2 separate regions of the Homo sapiens genome follow, and region 2 is linked to region 1. A link is a loop called in an ENCODE intact Hi-C map of the cell type or tissue named here. Cell type or tissue: heart right ventricle. All regions are shown on one strand. Each heading gives the region's core, and the rest is flanking DNA. Links, peaks and the distances in the headings are about the cores only. Region 1 overlaps RALGAPA2 (Ral GTPase activating protein catalytic subunit alpha 2). Region 2 overlaps RALGAPA2 (Ral GTPase activating protein catalytic subunit alpha 2).

Region 1 (12,846 bases), core at 2,274-10,273:
AACCTGACTCATATGGTGTCCTCAAGGAGTTTATTGAAGTAAACCATGGTCCCAAAAAACCATATGTCTGTGTCCCAGTTCCTGGAACCTGTGAATGTTAACTATTTGACTCAAGGCTGTGTGCTGATATAAGTTAAGGATCTTGAAATGAGGAGATCATTCTGGGTTATCCAGGAGAGCAGTAAATCCAGTGAGGAGTGTCCTTTATGAGAGACACATAGAATAGGAAGAGGCCATGTAGCCATGGAAGCAAAGAGGAGAGTCATGCAGCCCCGTGAATGCAGACAGCCACCTGGAACTGGAAGAAGCATGAACAAAATCTCTCCTGCAGCCTCTGCTGTCGTCTTGATTTTGGACCTGTGGCCTCCCAAAACTAGTGAGAGAATAAATTTCTGTTGTTTTAAGCCACCCAGTTGGTGGTCATTTCCAGCAGCCACAGAAAACTAACATAAGGAGGCTTAAGATGGTCATACGTGGTAGCTATTTAGCCAGAGGTTTTCAACCTTTTACACACCCTAATGTACTCAAGGGATGGAACAGTGGCAGCAGAACTCGGGGGCGCCAGAACTTTTGAGAGGGATGCGTGGATGGCTGAAGCGTCCCAGGTGGTTCTGAAACATGACATTCCCTCCTCTGCAGATCACTGCCATGGGAGTTAGAGTCATGAGAATGGCTAGCTCTGGGCTTGCTTGTGCCAGTGATTAGAGGCTGCATGAGTTCAGAAAGAAAACTGAGGTGGGTACGCAAACTGTTACAGCACACACACACTGATGTCAGGAGGCTGCCTGTGTCCGGGGCCACTTTGCCAGTCTGAGCGTCATGTCCACTCTTGGGAAATTTAGAGAAGGTTCAGGCAAGAAGGGTTTCAAGGGTTGAAAAAATACAGTCTGCAACATAGCCTCTTACAGACAGTTCTCTTTATTTCTTTGATAAAAGAAGCTTGATAGTGCTAAACAACAGTCAACAAACACATAGCCCGAATGAGTAAAAAGAAATTAAAATGGAATAATTGTTGTTTTGTTGTATTTTATAAAGTCAGCATGATCTGGGTATAGATGCAGCTTACACATACGCACTCAGGTTTACGTTGCGGGTTGGTTATTATAGCTCACGTATATTTAAGTCAGTTGATTTGTCTCATTTGGAGTTTAGTTCCCATCCTCACACATGATCTTGAACTTAACACCATTTATTCTAGAATTCAAGATATTAGATGAAAGCAGTAAAGGTTAGAGGACCTGGGCTGTAGCCTTAATTCCATTACTGTGTGACTGTGATTCAAGAAAATTTCTTGAACTCTCTGAGCTCTCATTACCTGATCAGTAAAATGGAGACCACAGGACTTCCCTGCTCATGAGGGTGTAGCCTAAAGGGGGTTTGCTTGCCATGGAGCCTGACACAGAACTCTCCTCCAGCTTACCTACTACATTCTTTCTGCAACAAAACCCTAGGCCCACATGGTAGAGGCAGGGAGGAGTCAATCCAGATTTATCATGCTTTTCTTTTTGTGCTGGAACCCAGGTAGATGCTTCATATATAGGATTCTATTTAATCTTCCCAGCCGTCCTGAGAACAGGCGTTGTTGTCCCCATTTTACATTTAGTAGGACAACTGAGGCTGGAGTCGGAACCACTTGCCTCAGCTGTCTCACATGTAAAATGGGGACATCAACACCTAGCAGGGAAAAGGGCAGCTGAGATTCAAACCCTGCCTTCCTTCCACCAAAATACAAGCTCCTTCCTGACTGTCATGCTGCTACTGTCATTTCTAAAACCTAAAACAAACAATAATGAGAGTAAAGTTGGGGGACAGGTTCAGATTCTCAGATTCTTACAGCTCTGCAGATTCAGCAGGGTGTGTCTTGAGAGTCTCGAGAAGTTCTCTTGGAAATTTTTGATAAAATGTAACCAGTAAAGGCGTATAACCTCTTTAGTAAAGTAGAGGAATATTATCCATTTTTTTATTTTTTATTCTAGAGACAGAATCTTGCTATGTTGCCCAGGCTGGACTCAAACTCTTGGGCTCAAGTGATCCTCCCACCTCAGCCTCCTGAGTCACTGGGACTACAGGCCTGTCTCTTAATCAAAATTCTTGATAAAAATTCATATGTGAAAATGTGAACAGAATGAGTGGCTAAAGAAACTGAGAAATGTCCAGAAGCCAAGATGGGTTTCTGGTCAGTAATTTGAATGTTCCCTGAATTGAGTAATCCAGGGGAAAACTGCTCTTTAAAAAAGTACTTTGTTGTGTGTGGCTTTTCATGAGATAATAATTCAGAACAGAATTAAAAGTTACACATTTGTTAGTAAACTTTTTAAGGGAACAAAAGGGCCATGGCTAGTATTGAAACAGGGATCGGATTGGTGACCTGGTGCCTCTTTCAGTGAAAGGTCTTTGACCGTCCAGGGATCAGCATTATTTCAGCATTCACTTAACATTTTAACATGTCTTACATGTGAAAAGCTTACAAGCATTTTGATGTCTAGATTATAAATGCCCTTTGTTATAGAAAGCAACCAGCATTGAAGCCCTAAGGATATTAGATAAGAAAATGTCAGATGATACTGCTCCAAATTGCCCTTGCAATTAATTCAGTTAAGATCCCAGCGCTGTGTTTTTTATGGCTACTAAAAGAAATGATTTTTGGCACCCACAAGCTCCTTGGCTGTTTCTAAACGCTGCCAGAGCTAAGGGGATATTTGTTTTCTCTTTGTCAGGGTGTTTACATGCCCTGGCTTGGGCCATGAGCGAAAATGTATTTGATGATCTCCTGGTCTCACCCCAATCCCTAATGGATGTTTGTCTAAATGACAGCACCCAGTTTAGCACTGTTAACACTCCAGTTAGTGGGCGGGAGAGTGTGGGCTGTGTGTGACAGTCGGGGGCATGCATGGCAGGGTCAGGAACCTTCTATGAAGGAAACACTTGCTCCTCCAGGATCCAGTTCTGGAAGCACCTTTATGTTTTCTGTCTCCTACTGCCTTAATTTAGGAGTCAGACCATAAATATTCATTGAATCAGAGAATCTCACAACTTCATTATTACTCCTCTAAATATAGTGCTGGACTTCCTCTAAGGTGCCCAGATCTCTCAGCCTTGACAAGGACAAGCTTATGACAAGAACAAGCTTATGATAGTGCCATCCAGGATTGGGACGGTGGGCTGCCGTCTGGGGTCAGTTCATCTGGTATTATGCAAAACGTCCCTTTGTAGGTTTGATCATGAGCTTGATTAACATAGCCAGCCACTTTCCAGATACGTGGCTTCCGCAGAGTAGTTAGCAAAATGCGCACGCATTTCCTTTTTGTTCACCATTGTCCCAAGCACTGTATGTGGATGTGTTGGACGCAGTGGGGCCTTTGAGGAAACAGCAGGACGATGCTAGGCAGAGCATGACAGGTCTTTAGAGGGACGTGCTTGCTCTAACCCAGGCCCACAAGCAGACGATGGACTGAAAGGGGGAGCCATGAATTGAGCGTTGACAGCGGGCCACGGCGGTCCAAAGGCTCAGGTGGTTGTCAGCCATAAGTTTAGCTCAGCTCTTTGAGTAATTTGTCACGCCTCGCTCAGCCCCTGCTGGGCCAGCACGTGCCAGCTTAGTGTCAGAGTGCCTGTTCGCCAGACGGCCACTCAGGCCTAACGTCCTGCTGTTCCCCGGACCAGCGGCTTGCTGGGGCCATGCACGGAGGGCCGAGCCGTGGCGACAGCCAAGTGCTGTGCAGAATAAGTGTGTTCATAATGAGACGTGAATGGCATTAGTGGGTCCCTCTAGAATTGGGCCTGAGCAGGCGCCTCTCGCTGAGGAAGTTTGGCAGCCTGTTCATTAAGGCGAGTCACCAGGAGTTCAGCCCACAGTCAAGAAGCCAGTTCAGGCTCATGCTGCCCAGGCCTTGGGCGGTTGTGCCCATCTATATAAAAGATCATAAATCATTAGAGGGGCCACTTTGGAAATCTTCAAACACATTTTCCTTGCTTGAGGTTGTATAGAACAAACTTACGGAGAAATTCTGGCAGCACGCTGTCCAGTAGTGCTTTCCACGGTGACAGGCACATCCTGTATCTGTGCGATCCAGTATAGAACCCCTAGCCACGTGCGGCTATTGAGTGCTTAAAATATAGCAAGGTGGGGGGAGGGGCAAAGCAACTGAATTTTAGCTCTTTACTTTAATTAATTCAGATTTAAAATGAGATATCCACGTGTGGCTTGTGGCTACTGTATGGGATAGCACAGCCCTAGAATGCCTCTGGTCTCCTCACGGTATGAAAATTATCCTCTGAATATAACTGAAGGAGTAGGGAGAGGAAGAGCCTGCATTTAGAGATCGGTGTGCACACTTTGCCATAAGAAAGCAGAAAAGTATTTGACCATTTAAAAACACGTGCTGTCTTGAAGGCTGATTGAAAGGACATAATTGTCACCAACTTGTATTTTTAAAGAGGCCATTTTGAAAAGATAGTTTGAAAATGTAGTGAGAAATGCTAGAGTTACTTTTCCTCTTCTGGAGCTGCCAATAATAAACTGATGGTGATCCGCATTCCCTGTGTTCCCGGAGAATTAGCATGATTTTCAAAACGACTGAAACATGTCTTTTAACTTTTGCATTGATAATGAGGAAGGGGAAAATGAGACGTCATGCGGACTTCCCCAAGTGTTAATTCATAACGTCGTATGTGCAGTGCCTCCATCCATTGTGGGATTGTTCTGACGTTATCCTGTTATTGGAAGTGCATGATTCACCTTCTAAGGAAACAGAAGCCACACACAAAAGGGGAAGATTTGCTTTCTGCCCTGTGAAAGCCTGCCACACGCAGGGGTCCTATTAAGACAGCTGGAAAGTTGCTTCAGTGTGTTACGCTTGTAAGTTTTATTGGTGACTGGTTTTTGATTACACATTTGAATGCTGTGTGTTCCAGACTGCAGTTTTAATTAAAAGGCAGTAGTCTTTTTTTTTTAAATTGCACTGTGCACTCTTGGTAGATTCTCTCACATAGTAGTTCTTATTTTCCAATGTTCACAGCTTGTCTTGGTTAGAGGCTCTGATGCCCCCTCAGAATCTATCTTCCTAGCCTTCTCTCTTCCCAGTAACTTGCATCTTCTTATTTTTAAGAAGCGTCTGCACTGTCGTATCACCAAGTTGCTTGAAGTATCAACTCATATGTCAGTAGGCTAAGAATGTTTTATCCACTGAAATAGGATGTAAAAGATCTACCACTGTCAGTGGAAAGAGATGCTATTGCAATCAGTATCTCCTGTTTTTGTTTAAATCGACCCTAATGATCTTATGATGTTATTCTGTAACTGTTGCTTTACATGTTTTTTAGTGTTATTAGTATTTAATGCAATTAAAGTCTAAGAGAAACTTAGGTCTCAAAACCAGAATTTGGGTATGAATTATGACTAATACTTAATTTTCTGCAAGATGGTAAAGAACCTGCAGGATACTTTTTTACACAGAAAAAATTGCACAACGGTATTAAAAGTGAATTCTGTCACTGCTCTGCATGCCACTTTGCACGTGCACTTGTTTCCTTAACCGATTACCGCAGCTATGAAGAGCGAGCTCTGTATCTCGAAGCAATAATTCAGAACCACCGCGAAGTAATGACATTCGAGGATTTCGCAGCCCAAGTCTTTTCTCCCTCTCCCAGCTACTCCCTCAGCGGAACGGGTGAGTGTCTACATTATTCTTCTCTCACGCGCTTAAGACGCATTCGAGCAGCAGATGTACACCTGTTTTTCACAGATAAATGCTTTGCAAATTTAAGAAGAGCATTCTCCCTCTGAATCAACTAATGAATATCAAAAGGAATGATGACATTCATTTTAATTTGTTTTGTATTCGAGCTGTTCACTCAGTTCCTTTCTTCAGCTATCCTGTTAACCTTCAAATCTAGCAAGGTTAATGAACTTTTTCTCAGTAATGTGCTCCGGTTCATTCAGGAGTGTGGGTTTCTTGCTGAGCTGGGAATATGCTGTTTAAAAGCGATGCCCGAATCAGTGCTTACTTATCAAAAAAGAGTTCCTCACAGTGGAAGCCGTTGCTACTAATGCTAAATGGGGATTATGCTGCCGAGATTCGAAGGTCAGGGATTAATGCAGGAGACATGGAAGGACAGTGTCCCGGGGTCCATCATTACAGCAGTGCAGTGTGCGTGTCTCTCTGGAGTGGTTTGTGTCATGTGGACAAGCCGCCGACCGGAGCAGCACCTGGTGTGGAACCCGTTTAGAAACTAGCTTACAATAATTTTCATTTATTAGGGCCAGTGGAAAATTGTGAAAGTTTCCATAGATTTCCTTGTTTTTAGGTTTTTATTCTTTTTATATTTCCAGTTTGGGGGGAAAAATACATGTATTGCCACTTAAACAGATTATGTGATTACTGTGTGTTTCTTTCAAATAATAGAATTATTACTTGTAAATTTCTGCATATAATTACAGATTAATTGCCTTTCAGAGAATAAATGGGATATTTAGCCAATGCATGTTGAGATTCTCAGTGAGGAGCTTCCTTCTTCTTCCACTGCTTTAAATGAAACTGTTAGAGTGCTTAATAGATTTCTAACCTGTGTCAATTGTCTCTGAACACTGCCTTACTTCTCCTATTCTGACTTGTTAACAAATATCTTATACACAAAGTGAAAAAAAATTAAATCCAGTGAAATAAATCACTTACAAATAAAATCAGCCATGCATCATTGTTTAACATCGCTGGCCTCAATCCTTGCCTCTCAGAGCTTTGTTGGGAGATAAGAGGGAGAGGCACGCACTTGCGCAGGGAGCCAGGAGCAGCAGGCAGAAGGCTTGGGAGATAAGCAGGCTGGCAGAGGTGCAGGAGCAGCGTGATTTGCATAATCACGCCTCTGCTTCCTGGTGAGGCGTCAAGGAACACTGGGATGGCCTCTATTGATCTTTGTTGAACTGGAATACTAAGCAACATGAGAAAAGCTTATAACTTAAAGCTTTGATTAATGTTTCTTACATTAAAAAAGTGGAACAGCTGTGAATTGAATTCTTTTATACACTCTGCCAACATTCTATCTAAGACAAAAACAAATTCGTTTCAAGGGAAATGAAGATTTCATACTCGGTCTGGCTAGAGATTTTAAATCGTTTCTAATTTTTCAGTGAAAGAACATGAGGGATCTGTAGCAAAGCTAATTTTAAAAAGATCTCATTCAGCTTTTTCCCACCCTCATGAGATTATTCCCCTCTTCGTGAGGACTTGATTTTTCAGTGCAGGTTGTTTTTTGTTTTTTGTTTGTTTGTTTAACTCTTGAGAAAGCTTTTTACTTCTTAAAATTAAACACGTAAATAATAACTAGATGTTTTCATTCCTTAACTGTTACATTCTTAAGATTATTAAGATATTATCAAAATGAATAATGATGGACTTTGTTTTCTATGTATATTTTAGCCTCTGTATAAACTAATTTGATCTTTTCCAAACATCCATAATTATTTAAACCAATAGAAATGAGTGAGATTCTAGGAGCAATTTGAGTTTTTAAGAACTCTACTTGGAGAGGATTGTCAATAGGCTTCTTCAAGAACGTCATATTTTTGAAAATTGCTTAGCAGAATGAAGATTCTGACAGCATGTGAGGGTGGGCATTGGAACTCTTCTAAAAGGAACGTGAAACCAAACATGGAATATCAAGACAAATGCTACTCCCTCCGCTTTTCAAATTATTAACATCAGTATTACATTTCATAGTGTTCATGGTTTAAGGAATTCAGTGTTGAGTGGGAAACATTTTTATACGTCTATCATGCCTATCCTTAAGTGTGATTTTTAAGTCTAGGCATAATGTTCTGTTTTAATTCTTTGCATATCTTCTCATAACGCTGAGTAGGAATGAACTAGATATAATCTTGATTTGAACTGAAATGTGGGGCAGTACAATGAGGACAGAGCATTTCAGCACCATAGACAAGCACGTTTTCGGAAGCATCTTCTAGCTTACATACTGGCTTCGCTTTTGAGGAATCCCTGTCCACTATCTGTTACTACTTCTACAGATGAAAACATTTGTCATTTGTTTACACTGTTATGTTCTTGGGACAAGGGCGATCAAACCCAGATGAGCCAGCCAGCTTAAACTAAGAAATTGAGGTGAAGTCTGTTCTTCCAAGCAACAAGCCAACTGGAAAAATTGACCCTGAGCGGCTTAAGCTCCCACAGTGCACTTAGGACCCAATCAGACCATCTCTGGCCCTCAGTGTCATCAAAGCAGGGCCTTGGGCTTGGGCTCACATGCGTATGCACAATCTGAGGAATTAGGGGCTCCTAGGTTTTCTTTGTATCCTCACCACCAGGACTTTATTATTAATGAAGAGGGAGCATCACCTGAACACTGCATTCATTCTGCACTGTATTGGTAGCAGCAAGCCAGAAAGCAGCATGCAGCCCCCACTTCTAGAGGGAAAGCCCCAAAATCAGCCTTTAAGTCTGAAGTAAAAGTGGGAGATGCACTCGGTGGGAATGGCCTGTGCCTGAAGCTTCCACTGTTGGAAAATGCCCTCTGCTTCTGACTCTCCCCATCCAGGTGCTGTTACCCATCCGCCCAACAAGCCCTGCGGGGGTGGGTTGGCCAGGTGAACAGGCTTGCGTTCAGGATGCGCCGTCAACCACACATGGTGGTGTAGCTGCTAATATATGAGCGCTCGGCATTTTTCAAAGAGCTTTCAAAACAAAATCTATTTTCCTAATGAGAAAATATTTTTAAAGACCATCGTATCTACCTTGTATCTATTCCATCCATTACTTGTATTGATAACACCTGACATGTAAAGATATTTCAACTACTTTTTTACCTAGCACTATAGTTTACCTTCCTTTTTTGACCAGCATTAAATAATCTAAAATGTAGCCAGTATTAAAATATTGGTTGCAATTAACATATATATGTTTTATGTATAAATACATTTATATACACATATACATTTCTCTCTCACACACACACACATATTGGGGTGGGGGACTAAATTTGTGCTTTCAATCATATCACCAAGAAAGAGGGACCGGCAGAGAGGCCTTGAAAGGGTTAACTGGAATGGGCACCCTCGACTGCTGGGAGGGACTGATGTAATCACTGCAGCTCACAGCCAAGTGCATCTGTTCACCATGAGGTCATTCTTCTGCATGCTAATGATTTGGAAAATCAAGTCTAGTGTTTGACATTATCAGAAAAGATATAAATAGTGTAAATCTTTGCTTTTTAGAAGTTGCTCTTATAAAAGAGAAAAAAAGGAACTTTACATTGGACCTGAGATTTTTTTCAGAACTGCCTTAAAGATTGTGTCTGGATCTAAAAATTTTGGAGGAATCCACTTGTGTCTGTTGATCAATCAATCCCCAGATCACTATTACGGTCACAGCTAGCAATCTGGTAGCCAAGGGCTACAGGTATGTCTCATTTAATATCTAATTTTAAGAATTTCCAAGTGCCTTTGTCAGAAGTTGATAGATTTTTCTCAAAGAATGTTCAAAACCAAGTTAAATGAGTGGTTCTTCTCGGAATACCCAAACTGACTTGTGTTTGCTGAAGATGCCAATACTACGTATGGTTCCTTTCTGCTTCAATATTGCTATAGAGAGCCAGCAGAGGGAGCACAGGTCTTTGTTTATTTGTTAGCCCTGCATAAACACAGCATTTGATTTCTCCAAGATATGGTCAGAAATACTTCCTCCTTTATGATAGGCTGGATTGTCAAGGCTCCAGGATTTAGAACAAGTGGGAGAAAATTCCTCACTATGCTTCATCAGAGTCTGCCACTTTTAATGTAGGTCGTATTTGGAGCTTAAACCAGATTAGTCTGAGTCGGTCTTAGGATGCCACTGCCATTCCTGCTACTGCACAAAACTGCAAACTTTCATCTTTCACACAATTGCTTGGATGCCCTCGTGGAAAGGGTTATTATTGCCACTTACCTAATGAAAAAGACTTCTGTAGCTTTTCTTCTACAACACAGTCGTTATGTTAAGTTTGCAGAACCTTTGCCAGAAGACTCTGCCTGGTGTCACTGAGTCATTTTGGTGGCCAATAAAATCTTCTCCTAAAACTGCAGATGGAGGCACTTATGTTACACATTCGCCCCAAAGCAAATCTGAGATGTAGACACTACACAAACTCCTCTTAGAACTCACCAGCCTTTGCCCAGAGGGATATGGCTACACCCAGCTTTTGCTTGCTAAGGCCTCCGCGCCATATGCAGCTCGTCATTCCGCATGCAGTCCTGACAGGCAGTCTTCCTTGGCCGTTTCACTGGGCAGTTAATAATCAAGTTAATTCCCAGAAACAGCACAAGTAAATCCTAACCCAAACCACCAAAAAGAGTTTCCCCGCTCATTGAAAGGATAGTCATGTGACAGACTCATCACATTCATATTCATTCCCTCCCTGTTAAAGTGGTCTTAATACGGTTTTAATTAATAGTGCTTCTTTTGAATTGTATGTGTTCAGCTTCCCCATAACTTTGCTGAAGCCAGCAAAGAACATCATAGAATGTTGAACTAGAAGGGACTTCAGGAAAGATCATGTCTAACCCTGTCACATTAATTTGGAGCAAGCTGAAGACCAACCCAGGAAGGGACCACCGAAGGTCATGGGCAAGTTGGAATCAGTGCCAACTCAATCTTCACCTCCCCATTTCACATGGAAATGCCAGCCCTGTGCCCACCCTATAGTGATAATCCCATAATCAGAGCCGTAGCTACCAGCTCTTTATTCATACTAAAGGCCAGAGTCAAATTTTACTCTATTCAGATAATACAGAAGTTTTCCCTTTTGGTCTCACTCTGTCGCCCAGGCCTGGATTGCATTGGTGTGAGCACAGCCCACTGCATCCTTCCCGTCCCAGGCTCGAGCAATCCTCTAGCCTCAGCCTCCTGAGTAGCTGGAACTACAGGCATAAGCCACCACATGCAGCTAATTTCTGTATTTCTTATAGAGACAGGGGTTCACCATGTTACCCAGGCTGGTCTTGAACTCCTGGGTTCAAGCGATCTGCCCACCTCAGCCTCCCAAAGTACTAGGATTACAGGTGTGTGCCACTGCACCTGACCCAAAAGTTTTCCTTAAATACAAACTATCTTATATGACCATCTATTCAATAACTCAGCCATCCCACTCAGCACCCTCAGCACACTTGGCTGTAGCTGGCCAAAGTGTTGCCACATGTCCTACAGACAACTGCCTTGGACAGATGTTTCTTCTACCCCCATAATCCCTTCTGGACACAGCCCAAGTCTTCCTTCCCTCATAACCGGCTTGATTCTGACCACTTTTGCTTTGATTTTTTTCCAATTTAAGATGTATTCTTCTTGGAAAGATGGTACAACATTGATAGAAAGTTTTTTTTACCAGCTATCATTCCATCACCAAGACCCAGTGGGATTCAATTCTGGCTTCACATTGGAATCCCCTGTGAAGCTGTAAAGATACCGATGCTTGAGTCCCTCCACTAGATTCGGATTTATTGGTCTGGGGTGTGACCTGAGCATGGAATTTTAAAAAAGAAAAAAAAGAAAAAACTGAGGGTATTTTAACGTGCAGGCAGGACTGAGAACCACTGCCCTAAATCCTCTCTGAAATATTTAGGCCTTAATTTTAGTGCCATCCGACTTGTGGTTACATATATCTTGATTTTCCTTAGCATATGTAAGCCTTTATCCTGCGTGTGTGTCTCCTCTCCATAATGGACTGTAAATTCTTTAGAGACTGGTACATGGGATTTCTTTCCTACATGCAACAGGAGTGAATAGAAAGGAGGACAGAAAGGAATCAGGCTGTTGCTTTAAGCAGCACAGGTGTGTCTCTAGACCACAGATGTGTGGGCCTGATGCAAGATGCAGAGCAAACACTCGTAATTATGTTTCATCTGTCCCCTCCTTCCCAGTCTCTTAGTGAAAGTGGGCCACCGACAAGAAATCTGATAAGAAGCCGGTGTGGAGAAAGGCAGGGGAAGTCAGGAGCCAGCGAATCCACAGACCGAGTAACTGAAACTTGATTCGAGGTGCTTTCGTAGATGGTCTCGAGGGTTTTAAAGGGAATTATCGATCACCTTGTTTAGCACCACTTTAGGCTTCGTGCTTCTTCATCCCTTTGTTCTTTTAAAACTTTTTTACTCTCCTCAGTGTCAGCTCTGGAAGAGATGAGACAAGCATTCTTTTCATTTGCTTGGCTAGGAAAGTGCCACTGCTACCTGTCAGATGTTACCATCTCTGACGTGGTCCTTGTTGCCCCTGGAGGCTGCCACTGAGCAGGACTGTGCAGGGCACTTCAGGCAACACAAACTAAGGCTCTGGGAATCTCATGCAGGCCTGTGTCTCTCCTTCCCTTGTGAAGCTTGAAGTCTTATTGGAGAAAAGCAGACACTCGTGAGCCACACACAAAAAAAATGGCTATTTATTAATAAGCTCAGATAAGTTTCCTCCAAACTATAACCACATGTCAAAAAGATAGCCAGCCAGTGGTTTAGGCCAGTTGGGTTGAGATTTCCCTGAGATGGACCATGCCATTTGCCTTGTCAACTTGAGGAGAATGAAAACTTGCCTCGTTTGTATTAGATATTCTACTAAGCATCCTGCCAGTTGGTTTGGAACTTCCCCACATTGCCTAATGTCTGAGAACTGGAAGGCCCATGGACAAAAATAAAAAGATAGAGGATAGTAAATGTGAGAAGAGCAGAGAGAAAGAAACCACATGTTTCAGAGCCACTGCGGGGACAGTGACACTCCTGACAACCCTGGGGCTGGTGCTGGGAGTATTCATAGGTTCCCAGAATAAGAAGCGGCCTGAGATCATTCATTTTGAAGTGTGACCTTGCACTGAATCTGTTCCCTT
Region 2 (12,846 bases), core at 1,881-9,880, 56 kb before region 1:
GAATAAAATTAAAGAAATTCTAATGGGGGAAAAAGGAGAGAGAAGAAATAAATCCAAAAAAGGCAAGCACAGAAACTTGTGAGTTTTCCACATAACAGAAATGGGTTCAGCTAAGAAAAGCCAGTCTCTATTAAAAACAGAAGCTGGGTGTGGTGGTGCAACTGTAATCCCAGCTACTCAGGAGACTGAGGTGGGAGGATGCTTGAGCCCAGAAGTTCCAGGCTGCAATGGGCTATGATTGTGCCACTACACTCCAGTTTGGGTGAGAGAAGGAGACCCTGTCTCAAAAAAAAGTAGAAGGAAATGAAGGTAATGCAGTATCTTGGAAGCAGAGGGGGAAAAGGTCGAGAAGAATGAGGACTGTGTAGGACTTTGTAGTTGTTGACAGGGATCATCATCATCTCCTTTAAGAGTTAATATACATCAGGACCCATGGCAGGAACATTACCAGTTCCATAACTGGTTTCAGACAGATGCAAGGATAGTGTGCAGTGAAGCATGTCTGTGTATCATGCATAATTCACATGATGTAGGCACTTAAGAGCAACACCATTTCTGTAAATGACAACAGAAGAGAAAAAACGAAGAACCTGGTAAAATTTTGTCATTGAAAGTTTTGCTGAAGAATCCCTAGTAAAGGAGCATTGTGGGGCAGTCCTGCTTCACTCAATTTGAAAGCCCTAGACCTGTGTCCTGTTAAGGTCAGCGTCTGCTCTGTGGGTGACAGCTTAAGTGCTCATTGCAGGTCTGACATCAGTCAGCTACTCTCATATCTTTGATTTGACTTTTATCAGTTTTTAAAATTTGTTTTTCCATTTCAAATCAACAGGTTCCATTTTTTGGGCCTCTGTTTGATGGAGCCATAGTGAGTGGGAAGCTGCTGCCAAGCCTTGTATGTGCCACGTGCATCAACGCCAGCAGGGCTGTGAAGTGCCTCATCCCACTCTACCAGAGCTTGTATCTTTTTGCTTTAAATGTGTAACTTACTAACCATCCCAGAATCAAGATTCCTGGCAGTTTTTCATAAGAGGTAAGTATTCAAAACTGAATTGAAGAGGGAAGAGAATTTTTTTCAACCTCTGTTAAAAATAACATAGTGGTTTTTCATAGCATTTGTTAATTTATATTAAATATAATAATTTTATGCTGCATTAAACTTAGAGTTTACTTTCATAATTTACTCACATACGTTTGTGTCTGAGAAGCTGTGACCATTATGAGATGCTCATATCTTCTTAGGTATTTTGCCCCACGTTCAGTCTCATCCTGTATCCCTCTTATTTGTGGCAGTCCATTGTATATAAGGTGGGATGCTGAGCAAAACGTATCGCTCATTCAGAGTGCCTACCAGAAACCAAAGCAAATGAAATGACCCTAATAAATCAAAGAATGTGGCAGGTACCACCTGAGAAGTGCAAGTAGGTTTCTGGAAGATCAGAGGAGATAGAAATTGCATTTGGTTGAGGGTAGAGGGAAAGATGTCCTGAATTAAGTTGCATTTGGACTTATCAATAGGAATAGCTAGAAATTCTTTTGTAATTTTCCCAAATCATTGATATTTTCTCTAGTTCCTGATTTTGTTTCCAAAAACAGAATAAATTTCACTCCTAAAATTTTTTCCTCAAACATTAATTGGCCTGCTGTAGTCCTTAAATTCAAGCATGATCTCAAGTTATAAGAAAAAGAGATTAAGATGGGTGACCTTATAAAATTGATGCAAAAAAAGTGACCTCCTAATAAAACTTAGAATCTCTTTGTTTCTAATTGGTATTGATAATAATTTGAAACATATTGTGTTTGACCTCTATATATACTTCTCCCAACCTGATAGTAAGTGATGTGTTGCTATAGCAAGTGAGAGTTGGGGGTAGATGAAAACTATCCCATGTGAATAGATACGGTTCATGAAAAAATACCTTTCATTAAAATCCTGGTCACTTCATTGACTGATATTCTGCCTTTAGATTAAAAAAAAATACATATGCCATGTGGCAACTTAAAATTATCATAGAAATGAGTAGTAGAAAAGAGCTATTAGGTCCCATCTGGTCCCTCCCCTGGGGGCCAGGGCAGGATTATTCCCTTCAGTGTACTCTCTCGTGCTTTGTCCAGGCTGGTGGTGAGTGTTTTGGAGATGGCATTCTTTGCAGTGATTTCCACAACACTGTAGACGTAATCTTGTGGCTGGTGTCAATTTGGCCTTCAGCATGGAGTTTTTATTTCACATACTATTAAAAAGAGCCTCTTGGCAGAAATGAGAAAGAACTATTCAGCGATTAGTTTGTCAGTTTGCATGTCAACTAGGACGAGCTGGGCACGCATCAGTCAAGTATGTTGGACCAAGGCAGCAAAAAAAAAAAAAAAAAAAAAATCTTATTTTACAAATGAGAAAATTCCATTTTATATTAATTCCATTGTGACTTTTGTCATGTCACCTTCTCTACTTACTGAACTTCTCATTATAAAATACTTGCTTTGTTATTTTGTTTAACACTGCTTTCTCAAATAAGAATTAATGTGATACAATTGGAATGATCAGGTTTAGGGAAAATGGTATTTTTAAAAGTTCAAAGGATACTATTCAGAATCACTTTGAAAACTTTTCAAGCAGTGACACATCAGGACTAATGTGGATACCAGCTAGGGCTACTGATGCTATTGTGTGTTAGTAAATGTACTCTAACTCACAAAATAGCTAACTTGACATCTCAAACAACAATGTAGTACAGAAATTAGGAAAAATATTTTAAAAACTATTATGTTGATCATTATCAATATTTTAAACTTTTTTTTGTCTTGTACCTGGAGAAAATTTAATTGGTATTATTCAAATAAATTGTTTAAAACAAGAAATCAACTGTTATACCTAATTTTTTATAGAGATGGAGTTAGTGGGGAAAACTTTGCAATCATTTAACTACTCTATTCTTTTAATTTCTGTCTGCAGAAGGGCTAATATTCAGGACAGAAATAAGGAATATAATAAGAGAAAACAAATAAAATGGAAAACAGTAATGTTAGAATAACATTAAATAGCAAATAAAAAATACCATGACAAGTTGAGAGATTGCAGACAAATAGGAAAACCTTTATATTTTAGGACCTTTAAAGGCATTTTTTCCTATTTTTTGAAAAAGGAGCCCTATATTTTCATTTTGCACTGGGACCCTCAGGTTATATAGCCAGCCCCGGTTCTAGGTGTGCCCAAGGTACTGCTGATCTCCTCAGCCCTTGGGGAGATTACACATGCTGGGCATGATGGGCCCTACACTCCCTCCCCACTTATTGCACCTGACATCAGGCAGCTGTGGGAGTTTACTCTGGATGCTGTGCTAAGATGACAACTAAAGAAACGAGCCAGTGGAATTACTTTGGAGTAGTTTTTCTTATCTCTCTGTCCTCTCCCCAGCTAATGACTGATACTTACTGCCTTAAAATCGTGTCAGTTGGGCTTTAGTTTTTATAATATTTAACTAGAAGTGGAAATGTGGGCAGTTACATATTAATTTTGTTCGCTATGTTTAAGAAAATGAAACATTTCTAATTAAGCTAAGGATGGGGGCATTGCTGGAGCAAATTTTCCCTTTGGGGGTCTTTTTGAGAAGTAAATGCAGTTAGAATCAATATCAAAGCAGTTCTTATTTGGGAGCCCTTGGCTGAGTTAACAGTTGGAACTCTGCAGCAAAGGCACATAGAAGACTGAAAAATACCATTGTCTTATATGATTAAAAAAAAATGTAAGCACAGTAGGGGTATCTTTGGAAAGCACCCTCAGGAACGGTTCATCGCAGCCCCTTTGTCCCTCCTGGGTTCTCCTGTGATGTCCTCTGCAGGCTAAATCAAATTTGTCAAGTGGAGCCTTCATCTTGTGGCCACTGCTTTTCTGAGTGATGAGGGCCAACTCACCTGCCATCTGCTTTTTCTATCCCTCATGGGCAATCAAAGAGCCTATTCCTGTGCCTAGAGGGTTGTAAATGGGAAGCTTGCCACATGTTATGTTTACCATTCCCAAGCCGACTAAAGATTCCAAAATCAAACCGTGGTCAACTGATAGACGTTTCCACAACCATTTGAGCCAAGGTTTTCATTCTTCTCATCAAATAACTTGTTTCAGGGAAAAGGTTGCCACACAATATGCAGTGTGCCCGTTAGGAGGAGTTCACCCTGAATCAAACAGATGGTGGCTTTTTAAAATAAACGTCCACTTCAATAGAACAATAGTCTCAATGGCATTCACCATCTCTACTCGCTGTAACTATCAGCATTTGATGGAGAGAACTGGGCTGCCTAAGAAAAAATAATTTTGTATCTCATTCTTTCACAAGTGAAATGTACTTTCATTTTCAGTTAACATATGTGTTTGATAGTACCAGAGTGTCCCCTCTTAGACCCATGACTTTGGAATCTCATTGCTAAATTCTGCTACGAATTTTCACATCTTCAAAAATGACTCCTCTCCCTAAAGCTATAACAACCTTGTTTCTTTCTTGTTCAGTGGGATCTTTGGTTCTTTTTCCTGGACAGATCTTTATTTTTTCCATTCATCTCCATACATTTCAGAAAATAAGTCAAATGGTACCATGTGTTCTATTTTGCCGGGCAGCACCAGTTAGCATTCGTCAACATTTACAGTGCCCCTGCCATGTGCCAGGCACAGTCGTTGCCGCTAGGAATAGAAATGTGAAGATACTCCAAATGAGGGGCCAATGTTTGTTCATGGACCAGGCTTTGAAAGAGCACATCATATTATCACATTTGAGAATGACAGATGCTTCCATATGGCAGAGTATAGAATACACACACACACACACACACACACACAAACACACACACACACACACACAGGATGGAGGTGATGGAAACATTTAAGGGGCCATGGACGGGGTTCTGAGAGAGAGCAGGGGTCTCGTCGAAGGCAGTGGCAGGGATGATGGATTGGATATCTAGGTAAAGGAGGTGGACTAAGTCAGTGTGGGACCTGCTAGATTTGTGGGGGTGTGGAGAGAATGAGAAGAATAGAACGGTGGTCTCTTGGTGGTATGAGAACAGAATCGCAGACAGAACTCTCTGGGCCATTTGAAGAAATGGCTTGAAAGGAGGGGGCAGAGATAAAGAAAGACGGGAATAGGAGAGAATGGTTTCACAGAAAAGCAGGAAAGAGAGAAATGAAGGGTTAGTTTCAGCAGACTGGCCAAGAAAGAGACATCCTACTGGGTGGTTTTATTCATGACTGGTTCTAGCAGACTCAAGTCTTCACCTGGAGGATTGGGTATAAGAGGACCTAGAACTGAATTACTGCAAGGTAAGATGTTAAAACATATCAGATAGTAGCAGCACCACAAAGAAACACTCCTGAGTGAGGTCAACACGTGCCTGTGAATGAAAAATGCATGGGGAGAGGGGCTGCATTGAAGAGCGGCAGCCAGAATGGAGTTATACCCCCAGATGGGAGGGATGGCCATGCTTTTCTAATCCAAATTTCTAAACAGGCCCAAAGCAAAATATAGCTGTAGTGGGGATTTCTACTACTTGATATCAGCTCTGACATACATTCAACCAAAGGTGACATGTGTTTGATAAATTCCTGGCTGGCAGACAATCTCATCTCTCTTCTGAGAGATGCAAACAAGAGGCACTACTATTTTTGTTTTGGATCCATTTCTTAGTAATTTGAAGGAATGGATTTTTGACGTTGGACGTTGCAAAAAGTAATGAGCTTTCAGTAGAGTTTGTATAAGAATGGGAGGGAAAAAAGAAGAAGAAGAATGGGAAAAAAATGTTGGTAGACCTGTACCCTAGACACTTGGGAAGCACCTTACAAAAAGAAGAGTTCAGAGGAAGAAATAGCATATTCCCCTGGGTGGGCTGAGACTGTAAAAGGGAATGAGGAATTAGAGATTTTTAATAAGGGGATTTTTATTAAAAACTTAAAATTATTCCTCTGAGAAAGAAAAAGGGGAGGCCTGGAGGAGCAACCAATATAGCTGCACAAGGTTGCGTTCTCTGATGCGTTCATAGTTAAAATACTCACATCAAGATTCAAAGAGGAGCTCTTGACTCTGTAAATTAGCAGGTGGGCACTGTTAGCCAGTATCTGAATGACTTCCGTCTTCTCTATCACATCTCCTTCAAATGGGAAGGGACAGAGAAGTGCCTAAGTGGATAAATTAAAACTCAAGTCGCTAAGAATACAATCAATCAATCAATCAATCAATCAATCAATGGCTCTTGCACCTAAGCTCCAGACTGCAGGGCCACGTGTATCTGGCTGTAGAACAAATAATCTCAGAACCACAAGAAATATTTTTTTAGAAATCATGTAGAATAAAGGATGTACCCAAAATTGGAAACAGGAAAATATTTTGTTTTCAAAAAGGATTAAAGGATGAATTTTGGAATGTTGCATGGATCCTTTGTAAAATTATTAGACTAGGTTACTAAATAGCCTGTGAGCCTTCAGAAATGAATATGTTGACAAAGTATCCGGAACACACTTACTGTGTGTTTTATAAGATTACTATTTTCGGAGATTAGAGGAAGCATATACATCTTGATTTTGGTAAAATATAAAATAAAATACTATCATCTGGCAGGTATAAGAGAGAAATATGGGCCCCTGAGAGTTGGGTGATTTCACTGTGACCAAATCTAAAATACATTAATTCATGGGCACCAGTCAGCAAGAAGCTTTGTGTGTCTTGTATGGTTTCGATGCCACAGCTTTGCTGTTAACCCGTCTTCCAGTCAGCAGTTTTTTCAGTAACTTTCATAAAGGTCTAAAACATGTTTATCAAGCCACCATTTGTCAGAAAGCTGAGAGGGTTAACTAATTTGACACGATGCAAAGTCACACATTAGGATTATCTCAACAGATGAGAGACTTCCAGGCCCAAGCCAGCAAGATGAGGTTTAAGAGGGCAAAATGTAACGTTATGTACTGGGCTTTGGATAATCAGCTGCCTGAGTACAGGGTGAGAGTGATGTGGTTTCATAGCAGTCATTGTGAACAATGTCTGAGGATTTCGGTTGGCCACAGATTGGAGATGAGAGATGAGAGTGATGCAACAGCCAGCCACACCAGCATTCTCTTGAGACCTCTGCATAGGAAACATGAGGTCCAGTCACAGGAACTACGGCCTGTGCTCCTGCAGCCTCAGGGAGCATCCAAAGGTGGTGTGCAGCCCTGGGGCCACATTTTAAAAGGGACCTCGACCAACCCAGAGCCAATCCAGAGAAATTGTAACCAAATGGAGAGCCATTAAAACCAAGAAGTAATTGTTTCAGGAGTCTGAGAGGTATTAAAAGAGGATGGCAGTCTGCAGAACTGTGACCAGTGAATAGAAGCAACCAGGAAGCAGCTTTATCTCAGTGTCAAGTCAAACATTCAAAAACCAGAGTGGGCAGACCAGCTGCCAGCACACCAAATCCAGCCCACAGATGGGCTTTGTTTTAACTGCAGTTGTCCTCCTCACATTACCAAAAAACTAAACTAAAAATTGAGTTTGTCAGCCATGCTGAAAAATTGGGAGAGTTTGCATTTTTAAAAAATCTAGACTTTTGACTTCTCCTGAAGAATCAGAATATCTGACCCTATGGGGCCTTCCTTCTACTGACAGCAGTCTCTCCACAGAATATGTGCTGTCACGGTCACCACAGTCCCTCCTGGTGTCTCCCCAGTGCTGAGGCCTGGTGCCAGGCACCACCACCATGGCACCCACCATTTGGTCTCTCTGAGTTGGTGAGAGGGCTAATGGGCCAAGCAGGTAAAACAGTGCCTGTTCCTTGGTGAAAGCCCAGCAAACGTTACCTGCAATTGTTGTATATTATCAGCCTGGCCCTTGCAGATACTGGAGTTTCAAACCTCTGTTGTAAAAATGGAACCACCTAACTGTGGAGTTAGGCCTCAGGAAATATTTACTTTTTTACCATTGTGGGTATTAAAATAAAGGCTGGTAGAATGCTGTTCATTCAGTGCCTTGCAGAAGGTCCTCTTCTGTGTGAAAGGCTGGTTCCCTGGGGTAGGAGCTGCCCTCCACTCTTGGTGCATGGAAATGAGGCCCGTGAGAAGTGCGAAGGTGCAGGAGAAATCTCGAGAGAAGGTGGTACACTCTGCTATTTTTGCTATAGAGTGACATCTCACTGTTAGAAAAAAGACCATCCCTTCAGAAGTTATTCTCAACCTCACAGCCTGTGGAGAAACCAGGCTGATGCTCCCCCTAGGGGAATATCAGGAACAGCCTCATTCTTCCTTCTTTCTCTCTTTCCCCCCTCTCTCAGCTCCATCCCCAGTGGGTCACTGCATCTCACTACCAACCATCATAGGGAGCGTGCTGCTTCCCACTGGGATGACCCCTAACCTGGGAGTCTCCTCTCAGCCACTCTGCTATACCCCACCCTTCACACTGCCCTTGAGGCCCTCCTGTGCCAAGGACCCCTCACCCTCCCATAGTCGTCTCTGCTCTGACTCACTCCTTGCCAGCCTGAACCTCCTCTATCCTCTGTCTCAGATGTGGCACTCTTGCCACAGTGCTGGCTTTCCCAGTGGGGGCCTTGTGTCCATTCTGCTGCTGTCCCCTAGTATGAGAGAGTGTGTGTGTGTGTGTGTGTGTGTGTGTGTGTGTGTGTGTGTGTGTGTGAAGGCCTGCGGGGGGAGGGAAGAAGCTGGAGAGTAATTTGGTAAGAAACATTTTGGAAAACAGAAGCCAAAAGTAAATCATATTTTATAAAATGATACTTTTTCAAAATTGAAGGCCTTAATTGCCTAAGGTGAAATATAGCCTTAGGAATAGAATATGTATGCATATGTATGTATATAAATATACATTAACTCTCTCTTTTCCATTTTTGAATGTTTAGTTTACAGCTGGATCCTGAACACTTAAAATAGCACCTGACACATAGTAGGAACTCAAAAATAGATAGGATTCAAGAGGAAGCAAATAATTTTTACCGAAAAATTGGTTTTTGTGTTTTTTTCTTCTTACTGGGTGTTTTGTGCATATTTTTATTGTGCTCTAAATAATCATTCTAACATTATCACCCCTAAGTTGTTGAAGCACATTTATATGGAAATCTTGGCAATTAGAATGGTAACTTCATATTTGATTTTAAATTAACAGAATCTTATTGAGATCACTATAAAGGAAGTGATCCCATTTTCTTAGAGCCATTAGTTTATTTAGTTGGTTTTTGAAAGAGAGATTGAATTCAAACATTGTTAAAGTCAGAAACCTTGCAGACAAGAAGGAAGTGGGAGGGAAATGTACCATCAAAGCCTTGGCCTCCTGAGAAAGGAGTGACTCTCTAGACCTGGGTCAGAAAGAAGTGTCTGAAAAGGCCTAATTTCATTGTCAGAGTCCATTTATAAATCCTAGGGACCTAGTTGTGGTTTTTTGTTTTTAACTCTTAATTGTATGTAAATTGTATACACATAAATAAAACAGGCTTGTAATGCCTAAAGGAAGCTCTCCATGGCTCTGAGACTGGGAGCGGGCGGGCCTTGGCTGAGCATGCAAATACTGACAGCTGAAGTCACTTGTTGGAAAGTCCGCAAACTCTGGTTACAGCTGCATTTGTCAGTAGCTTTAAGGGAAGTGTAATCAGCCAGAGAGATTAATTTGCATCTCAATTAGAAAAGAGTCTGGAGGAAGCACTAGGGTCTGTTGCGGGAAGGTTGTGGAAGAAATCTCACCAAGCACAAAAGCCTCCTGGCGCTTCGTCCTCCAGCTGAGTGGAGGACAATATCTGAGGTTTCGTTTCCATAGGGACCAGAAGCCTGCTGGGCCCCAGAAGAATCTCGGGTTTGCACCGTAATCATTTGGTCATGATGACACAAATTCCACTGTTGTTCCCAAATACATTTTTGCTATTAGAAAGCTGTTAGAAAAGTGGAAATGGTCATCATATCAAAAGCATGCAAGAGGGTATTTGCTGACCCAACTTACCTTTTTCATAGTGCTGCTAGGATTGCTAAGCATTTAACATTTATTAATGTCTGAGTATTCAAAGAGCAAAAGGTCATTCCATAAATGACAATATTTCTTTAGCATTCAGATGGTTACTTTGGGAATGACAGAGCTTCAAAGGGAGCCATTATTCCTGATTCTTCCACACTTTTCAGCAGTAGGCAAACAAGATTATAAATTTTAAAACACAGGCAAGGAAGAGACATGGAATCTTCTGGCCATGAAGCATAGAAAAAAGTCTGGCCATTACAAGACTTTTTATAATCCTAATGAATCCTAATAAAAATCATAATTTAAAAAAGCACAAAGTAGTCTAAATTTATTAATTTTCCCTTTAAATATTATCTAGTCATTTTCATAGGCTTTGATACTTATATCACACGGCTCCTTTGTTTTCAGAGGAGTTCTTAATATTATCAAAAGCGGGTACAAAGCCTGGTGAGATCTAAAGCTGTCTGAACCGTTTATCCATGCCAAATCACTTACTCAACCAGGAAGGCCCACCCTTGGCATTTTTGGAAGAAGACTTTTATTTCAGGTTTATTTTGTTCTCTCTTAAATAGTTAATTCATTGGCCCCAGCTTCAAAGTGAGAAAACAAACAAAAAACAGTGAGACAGAAAAAAAAAAAACTGAATCCTACATTATAAACTGTTGACTACAAACTGAATTCTTTAACAAAAAAAAAAAAAGTCAGGGTTTTAAGCCCATCCTCCTATTCTGGAAAGGGAAGGGAACAAGTTTCCTAAAGACAATCTCTTCTGGTGCCCACAGACTGAAATAACACATTGCAGTGAGACATCAGAACCTCTTAATCCAACATTAATCAAATTTCAGTTTACTAATTATCAGTCCCATGTTGAAAGGAACAGAATGCCATAAACAGCATCCACAGAACGTTTAGTGGACTCTGGGATTATAAGCAATATTTTGAAAGTGAGACTTTCTGTTATTCAAATCTCTAAAAAGGATAATACATACCTTATTAGAATAAGAGACGCTGCAAAGCCAAAGAAGGACAAAGCAGGCAAGTCCAAATGGTGGTCCCTTCTGTGCAGAGTCTGCCCTGGCGTATACAGTGAGCTCCCAGCAGGTTTCCGTGCTGGAGTAATTTGCAACACACTCAAGTAAATTTTTTAATGAAAGCAGAATACTTTTTTGGTAATCTAGGGGTGAGTACGACCCAAATGCCATCATGTTAGCCTTGAAAGGGTGTCCTTTCTGTTTTACTACTGAGGAATTTTACCACACTCTAAAAGGGGTACTTTGAATTTTGTGCTTCAGATACATTTCTGAGGCCCTGTGCTTTGAAAGCCTTAGATAGAGACCATTGGGGCCAGGGTGGAGGAAGGAAGGATACTGCAGGGTTCTGTGCTGGTGCCCACTCCCTTTTCTCCTCCGTGATGATCAGGTGTCCCGTGTGCCAGCCCTAGGGAGTCCAGATGCACTTTAATGTTTACATTGTGTTTTGCACATGGCTTTAACACATTCAACTTGAGAAGTGCACAGCTGCTTTCGTTTCTAGTAGGATAGCATGTCCCCAAAATGCCACAATATTTTAAATAGCCAACTCTTGGGTGATTTCTCATTATTCCTTAGAAAACCTACACCTGATATTCTGTATGTTCAGATGGTCTTTTTGTAACTCTTTTCATCAGAATCACAAAAATGAAATGCTACAATGTTTAGTGGCTTATGATTTTTATCTTTCCTTAGCTTATTTTTTCTAATGCTTTATTTCGGTCTTCAATCTTCCTCTTTGGTCCTAGGATATAAAAGAGCACAGAATATGTTGTCCCTCTGCCTTGTCCACTTGTTTAAACTCTCCAGCACAAAGCTTTGGTCCTTAATCCAACACCAATGAAGGGGCTGCCTCCTGAAACCTCAGGGTCTGCTTGTCATGGAACAAGCCAGCCCTTAAGATGCCAAGTCCCTTTGGTTCTCCCTTCATTTGCCTATGAAGTGGGATGTGAGTATATCAGTGCATCCCGGCTTTGAGGCAGATGTATGCCTGGAAGTGCAAAGTCTCATACCTCCACAAAGGGTAGGGCAGGCTTGCTGGCTGATGGGATTCTGAATTTATAAGCAGAGTTCCAGAATTCCCCCAGGGCCTACTTTTCAAAGGCAAATTAGTATGTTTGCAACTTGATCCCTGGGCAACTTTTGACAGTTGTTCTAAGAATAATAAAACAGATGGACAGAATAGATTTTGGGGTCTCCATCCAAACTGCCATCCTCAGTGGAATTTAAAGAAGGCGTAGAGCTGATGGAGAGAGCTGCTGCTGCTTACTATCATGCTCTGCCTTTAACATCCAAGAGCCATAGCTTTCTCCCAGAAGATGGCAACTGTCATCACATTACATTTGCCTGCTGAGAGTTCGGCTTAGCTGTGATGTGTGTTTTCTTCCCACTTTTGAAATTAAAAAAATTGAACTCAGTTAAATTGAATTTATACTCCAAAGAAACCAATTTTAATAAGAATATCAGTAAAAATGTAAGTTAGTTTTAAATTTAAGGAGTATTTTCATATAATTTTTAACCCCTATAAAAAGAAGAGCCTCTTTAGAATGTCTCAGAAATACCGTTTACTCATTGATTTAGAAAAATAGAATGTATGCCTCTTTAACAGGATAAACATTCTTTGCTTATAATGACATATGCACATCAGAAGACTACATCAGAAAACAACATCTAAATTATTTGAATAAAAAGAAACAGATTGGTTTTGTACTTATGCTCTATAATTTTGTCAAATGCATATAATTTTTGCAGAAAATTTGACTAAGGAAAGCACTTCACATAAACCACCCCATTTTTTGTAGAATTTTAGCCTAAGTGTGGGTTTCAGCTCAGATTGGGATGAGATGCGCTTTCCTTTTAAC

Evidence for each region. A loop is a pair of places that touch in the nucleus more often than their neighbours do. Peaks named below come from ENCODE experiments on the same cell type or tissue, not always from the same donor. Only the 100,000 strongest peaks of a DNase experiment are listed, where the experiment ranks them.
Region 2: a loop joins it to region 1, with 3 times the contacts of the local background. A loop is called at or near these places in 5 of 110 quality-filtered maps.

The regions. Positions count from the first base shown.
Region 1 is chr20:20,404,850-20,417,695 of GRCh38, reverse strand. RALGAPA2 (Ral GTPase activating protein catalytic subunit alpha 2) reads left to right here. Exons shown (of 40, transcript NM_020343.4): 38 at 5,548-5,669. Among named protein-coding and RNA genes, the nearest start is that of INSM1, 43 kb to the right of the region's middle. RefSeq lists an enhancer at 6,485-7,119. In heart right ventricle, for the core only: a CTCF peak has its summit at 9,586 (motif pointing right); a DNase peak (open chromatin) is centred at 6,823.
Region 2 is chr20:20,460,940-20,473,785 of GRCh38, reverse strand. RALGAPA2 (Ral GTPase activating protein catalytic subunit alpha 2) reads left to right here. Exons shown (of 40, transcript NM_020343.4): 37 at 830-957. Among named protein-coding and RNA genes, the nearest start is that of INSM1, 99 kb to the right of the region's middle. RefSeq lists an enhancer at 9,768-9,817. In heart right ventricle, for the core only: no CTCF peak of the experiment used is centred there; no DNase peak of the experiment used is centred there.